2 separate regions of the Homo sapiens genome follow, and region 1 is linked to region 2. A link is a loop called in an ENCODE intact Hi-C map of the cell type or tissue named here. Cell type or tissue: GM12878. All regions are shown on one strand. Each heading gives the region's core, and the rest is flanking DNA. Links, peaks and the distances in the headings are about the cores only. Region 1 has its middle 99 kb from the start of TMEM17. Region 2 has its middle 140 kb from the start of MIR5192.

What was found. A loop is a pair of places that touch in the nucleus more often than their neighbours do. Peaks named below come from ENCODE experiments on the same cell type or tissue, not always from the same donor. Only the 100,000 strongest peaks of a DNase experiment are listed, where the experiment ranks them.
Region 1: it touches region 2 in a loop (4-fold over the local background); 5 of 110 quality-filtered maps call a loop at or near these places.

The regions. Positions count from the first base shown.
Region 1 is chr2:62,405,502-62,408,416 of GRCh38, forward strand. No RefSeq gene overlaps it. Among named protein-coding and RNA genes, the nearest start is that of TMEM17, 99 kb to the right of the region's middle. RefSeq lists an enhancer at 2,607-2,656. In GM12878, for the core only: no CTCF peak of the experiment used is centred there; a DNase peak (open chromatin) is centred at 1,300; H3K27ac peaks cover 1,422 bases.
Region 2 is chr2:62,347,230-62,350,144 of GRCh38, forward strand. No RefSeq gene overlaps it. Among named protein-coding and RNA genes, the nearest start is that of MIR5192, 140 kb to the left of the region's middle. In GM12878, for the core only: no CTCF peak of the experiment used is centred there; DNase peaks (open chromatin) are centred at 812 and 1,692; H3K27ac peaks cover 2,500 bases.

The DNA.
Region 1 (2,915 bases), core at 172-2,671, 58 kb after region 2:
GGAAACAGGCAGGGATGGGAAGGAAAACCAGGAGAGTGTGGTTAAGATGTAGCTGTAGAGCTTATACCTATCAGATTGGCAAATATTAAAAACTTGGATAATATCAAGTACTGCCAAAGGTGAAGGAAAACAGAAACCCTCTGGGAATGTCATCCAGTATAACCTTTCTGGGAAGAAGTTTAGAAATAGTAAGAGAAACTAAATACAGACAGATCTTCCCACCCAGCAGTTCCATCCACTCCTAGATACTGAGCCCAGAGAAACTCTTACAAAACATGTAAGAGGATGTCCATTGCAGAATTGTTTGTAATAGGGACGATTTGAAAATACCTAGAAATTTACTAATAGGAAAATAGATAAAATGTGTTATATGCAAATGATGATAATAATTCAGCAGATAAAAGGAATGCTCTGGTCACATCCACTTGGATCAATCTCAAAAACATAACTTTGACTGGAAAAGGGTGAGAAGCAGAATGAGATGTATACCAAAGACCACTTACACATATTTTTATTTATTTTATTTATTTTATTTTATTTTTTTTTGAGACGGAGTCTCGCTCTGTCACCCAGGCTGGAGTGCAGTGGTGCGATCTTGGCTCACTGCAACCTCTGCCTCCCAGGTTCAAGCGATTCTCCTGCCTCAGCCTTCCGAGTAGCTGGGATTACAGACGTGTGTCACCACGCCTGGCTAATTTTTTGTATTTTTAGTAGGGACGGGGTTTCACCATTTTAGCCAGGATGGTCTCGATCTCCTGACCTCGTGATCTGCCCGCTTTGGCCTCCCAAAGTGCTGGGATTACAGGCATGAGCCACGGTGCCCGGCCCACATATTTTAAAAATATGCGCAAAATAACACCAATCTCAGACCTGCGTGCAAATCAAACTACAGATTGGGAGGGAAGACACACAAAAATCACGGGAATGGGTCCTGTGGTAAGAGGAGAAAAACGAGATTGGGGATGGGCTGAAGGGGGCCAAAAAATAAGGTTAACTAAAATACAATTGAGTCCAGCGCATACCAACAAAGACGCCATGCCTTGAACCAAGAAGTATGGCTAATTCATTTTGGGCACATGAAGTCTTTGCAAGCAGAAAAAAACTAAACCAAAACAATACATCAGTTAATGTTTAACAGAAGTGGAAACAGAACTCAAGGGAGTGGCTGTGGCTACCCAGAGGTCTAATATGCACCCAGAGGTGGCAGAGGTTGGTCACTGTGAGGTTTGGATAGTGAGGGCAGAGGGTGGCCTCAGGCAACTCCAGGGGAAATCAGGTGACCCGGAACCTTCAGTCCCTGGTGATTACTTCTAAAAGACTGATCTCATTCTGGGGTGACCCCATGTCATGGCCTTGAGTCACTTTACTCACAGAAATTCGGTCTTCCTGAGGCACTGCTGACTGCTTTCAGGGAACTTGATGGTCACAAGATTTTCCCACAAAGATTGTTACCATGGGGTGCTTTCCATCTGTTATTAACCTCAGGTTTCTCCAGCAAAGTCAGCATATCCTGGGAACACAGACTCCTCCCGTCCACTTTTGTTGCCTGCTTTCAGTAACCAAAAGCTGTTTCTCAAACGGCATGTTATAGAACTCAGACTAGGACTGTGCAGCTTATTTTTCACATGGCGGGGACGGGGGAAGTGGTTCTAGCTAACAGCTCTGGTAATGCTTGAAGTCCCACTCTTGGGGAATGAAGGGGAGAAAGATAGATGATGAGTTATTTTCTGTCTCCTGAATCCATCCTTCTCTTCCTTCCTCTTCTCCCTCCTTTCCTTCTCAAACATATATTTACTGCTGAGTACACAACAGGCACTGTGCTAGGCACCATGTGATTTGAGTCTGACATTATCACCTGCCCTCAAGGAGGTTAAAATCTAGTGGGGAGGAAGCAATGATATCAAGCATGATGGAAGCGTAAGGATGCTTTGAGACACGGAGGCAGACAGCTGCATCTGATGGGAAGGTGTCAGAGACAGCTTGGAGGTGGAGCACCTTGAGCTGAGTCTGGAGGAACATAATGGAGTCAAGAAGAATGGGAGGAACCGGGAGAGGTATTCCTGCTGGAGAGGACAGCGTGGGCACTGGCTGGGAGCATGAAACAGCGTGAATCACTGGGAGGCTGACTGTAGTTCATCATGTCTAGGTTTGGTGCTCAGGACTGAACTCAGGCCCTATCTTCTCCCTGAAGCCTGCAGCAGGTGCCCCACCCCATCAAGTTCCAGCCCCCACCGCCCCCCAGCTCCACCTACTGACAGTCGCTTGTTTCCCTTCTGTTCTTTCTCTTAGGAATTTTTTTGGTGTGAAGTCTTCCTTTCCCAGTCTTAGAGAGGGTCCCAAGAGGCCAATGCTTCTCCCACCCAGTGCTCAGAGCTCTTATTCCACCATGGGGATGTCTTGCCCGATTCTGAGTGGGTACAGTGTTCACCGAGGAGGCAGGCTGAGGCAGTTGGTAGCAGCACTGAATCCCACCCCAGCCCATTGGGTTTTCAGTCTGAGGGGCTTCTCCAGTGTGTGCCTGAGCCTGGCTGACACCTGGGCCAGTACGCAGGTGAACATTCTTCTGGGAGGGGAACTGAAAGCCTGTTGTAGCCAGTTTCTCAGTGATCCTGATCTCCTGGTTTTCAGGCCCTTGAATGGTCTCCTGCCACATTGCATCAGGGTCGGTCTGCATGGCCCACAAGTACAGCAGAAGTGATGGCATATGCCTTCGAGGCTAGCTTAAGAAAGACACGGTGATTAGCCTGCATTAGTTTCTGCCTTGGGCTGCTCACTATGGAAGCCAGCTGCTGTGTTGTAAGGATGTTCACGCAGCCCTCTCAGAGGTCCCAGAGGTGAGGAACTGACGCCTCCTGCCAACAGCCATGTGAGGACCCATCTTGGACGTGAATCCTCCCGCCTCATATCAAGCCCTC
Region 2 (2,915 bases), core at 208-2,707:
GAGGACGGGAGAAGGTCAGAGAGATCTTGCTTCTGAGATCCTTCCAAGCTCTTTTAGTTCAAAGTACTTGCCATGCTGTTGAGACTCAGAAAACAATACCCCAAGAAGAAGACCTTAGCAGTGAAGGGGCATTGTTGTCTGGGGTAAATACCTAGGGTCTGTCGTCTGGCGTCAAGAAGATAAAGGACACAGACACACACGAAGAGTGAGTTTAGGAGCAGAGGTTTAACAGGCAAAAGAAAGAGAAGGGAGAGCAGCTCTTTCTCTTGTGAGGAAGAGGGGACATCCGAAAGGGAAAAGTCGGCCCATGGGGGACTAAGCCAGATTTTATAGGCAGGCTTGAGGAGGTGGTGTCTGATTTACGTAGGGCCCACAGATTGGTTGGACCAGGTGTGACGTTTGCATAGCTTGAGGGGAAGGCTGGTCACCCCACCCTTATTTTATTATGCAAATGAAGTCTTTCCCTGGCTGGTGCCATATTGTCTTTTCCTTACTGTACACATGGTTTGGCAAAGAGAAGCCGCCATTTTGAACATGGCTAGTCCCAGGTAGCCTTTTCCTATTAGCACGACTGCTAGCATTCACCTGTACAAGCTTCCAGCTTGTCTATGTCTGCAGCTCGATTTTACAGGTTGCTCTTCGTTAGAAAAGAGAATGATTTGGGGGCTGCTTTTCATTAAAAGGAAAACCTTACTGTGGTCTCCTGTACCCTCACTATCTACCTAAGTAATTTCTTCTTAACTCCTGTATCAGCAGCAGCCTCAGAAACAAAAAGTTTCCTCTGACCTTCTCATGCTCTCCTGTCTCTCAGTCCCATTCTCCCCAGAGGCCAGCCATAGAAACTAGAATCTCTCTTCCCCAAGGCAGGTCATCGAAACCAGAACCCTTTTTCCCCAGAGCTAGTCATAAAACCTAAAAATATTACTCTAATTTACTCCAATTATCACCAAAATAATTAGATAATATGTAAATTATCTAAATATTACTCTAATTTCCTCCACCTTTCCATGTAAAAACTGGACATAAAGAAATTATCTGGGCCAGGTGTGGTGGCTAACACCTATAATCCAAGCAGTTTAGGAGGCTGAGGTAGGAGGATTCCTTGAGGCCAGGAGTTCAAGACCAGCCTGGGCAACATAACAAGACCCCATCTCTATTTTAAAAATTAAAATAAAATAAGAAATTACCCTGACCTACCTTGTTTGACTGTAGGTCATAAGAGTCCCTTTCCAGACAGGACTCTGTCTCATACTCAGAAGGAAGGAATAAGTGGTCAGAGGCCAAGAAAAATCTAGACAGAGAGGCCTTGATGGGTTTTCCCACTTATTTAGATCATACCTTCTTGTCCAATCATATTTCTATACAGCTGTCCATACTTTTTTAAATCTAAGCATAAAAATTATAATTGTCCTTGTATCTTTGGGTCTTCATGCTAACAGCTCCCATGTAGACATGTTAAATAAATGTGCATGCCTTTTCTCCTATTAATCTGCCTCATATCAGTGATTTTTTGGTGAATCTTCAGAGGGCCAAGGGAAACCTTCAAAGGGCCAATGGGTTCCCCTTGGCCCCTACAATGCTAAAGCACCATAATTGGAGATATTGTGTTCTGAGCCCCAATAATAGCTATTCTAGTGGGCACGAAATGAGATCTCATTGTGGTTTTTCTGGGTTTTGTTATTTAAGGTAAAATGTCACATGAAGTCTTATACTATCTATCCTCCACCATAACCACCACACAGATTGTCTCTCATGGTAGCCTTTAATCTCCCTCTGGGAAACACACCTTTCTTCTTTTTGGCTTTGCTTTTCTTGCTTCTGTTTTTCACTGCAAGTCATCAATTTCTGATGAAATACACTCATCCCAAACTGAGGCTTGAAAAAACTGGTGTAATATAGTTACTTTTCATACTGTGTAATTTTTGTCTTTAGTAACTTTCCAAACTCTGAAGTTATCTCTTAAAGAGGTTCGTAGCTATCTATTTCATAAACTGTGTTATTAACACCAAAGGTTTATTTTGCTAATTCGAGATCTGACTTCTTCTGTGATTTCTTTAGTTGCGATTTATCTGCTGTTTTTTCTGGTGTTAGCACTTTAGGTTTTTCACGTTCTTCTAACTTCTTCTTGATTTCTTATTATCTTTTCTTCTGTTGCCGTTCTTTGTCTTTTATTGAAGCCATCCTTACAGGGTTAACAAGAATTTTGGCCAGAAATATAGTTATAATTAAGCATTATCGGGTGTGGTGGTTCATGTCTGTAATCCCAGCACTTTGGTGAAGCTAAGGCAAGTGGATCACCTGAGGTCAGGAGTTCGAGACCAGCCTGGCCAACATAGTGAAACCCTGTCTGCACTAAAAAAATACAAAAATTAGCCGGGTGCGATGGCGGGCACCTGTAATCCCAGCTGCTTGGGAGGATGAGACAGGAGAATCATTTGAACCTGGGAGGTGGAGGTTGCAGTGAGCCGAGACTGTACCATTGCACTCTAGCCTGGGCAACAAGATTGAAACTCAGTCTCAAAAAAAAAAAAAAATTAAGCATTAATCAGGCTGTGCTTTGACTCACTTCTTTGTAACCTTAAGTCACTTATGTAGCACTAGACGCTTACCATTTACATCCCCAATGTTCCTTTTCAGAGGTTAAGACTTTTGTTTAAAAACTGCTTTAGCAGATTCTGAATTCCAGCAAAACAATGATGCCAACCAATTTAAAGACCCCCACGGAGGAACTGAATCAGCACAATAATACACTCTCCTTACCTCCGTGTCTCATCACTTCACCCTGCATTCAGCCAAACAATCTCCACACTTGGGCCCACTCCAAAATCCTTAAAAACCCTAGCCCCAAACTCCTCAGGGAGATTTGAGATCCCATTTGGCTGTCCTATGATTAAACCTCTTCCTCTGCTGCAACC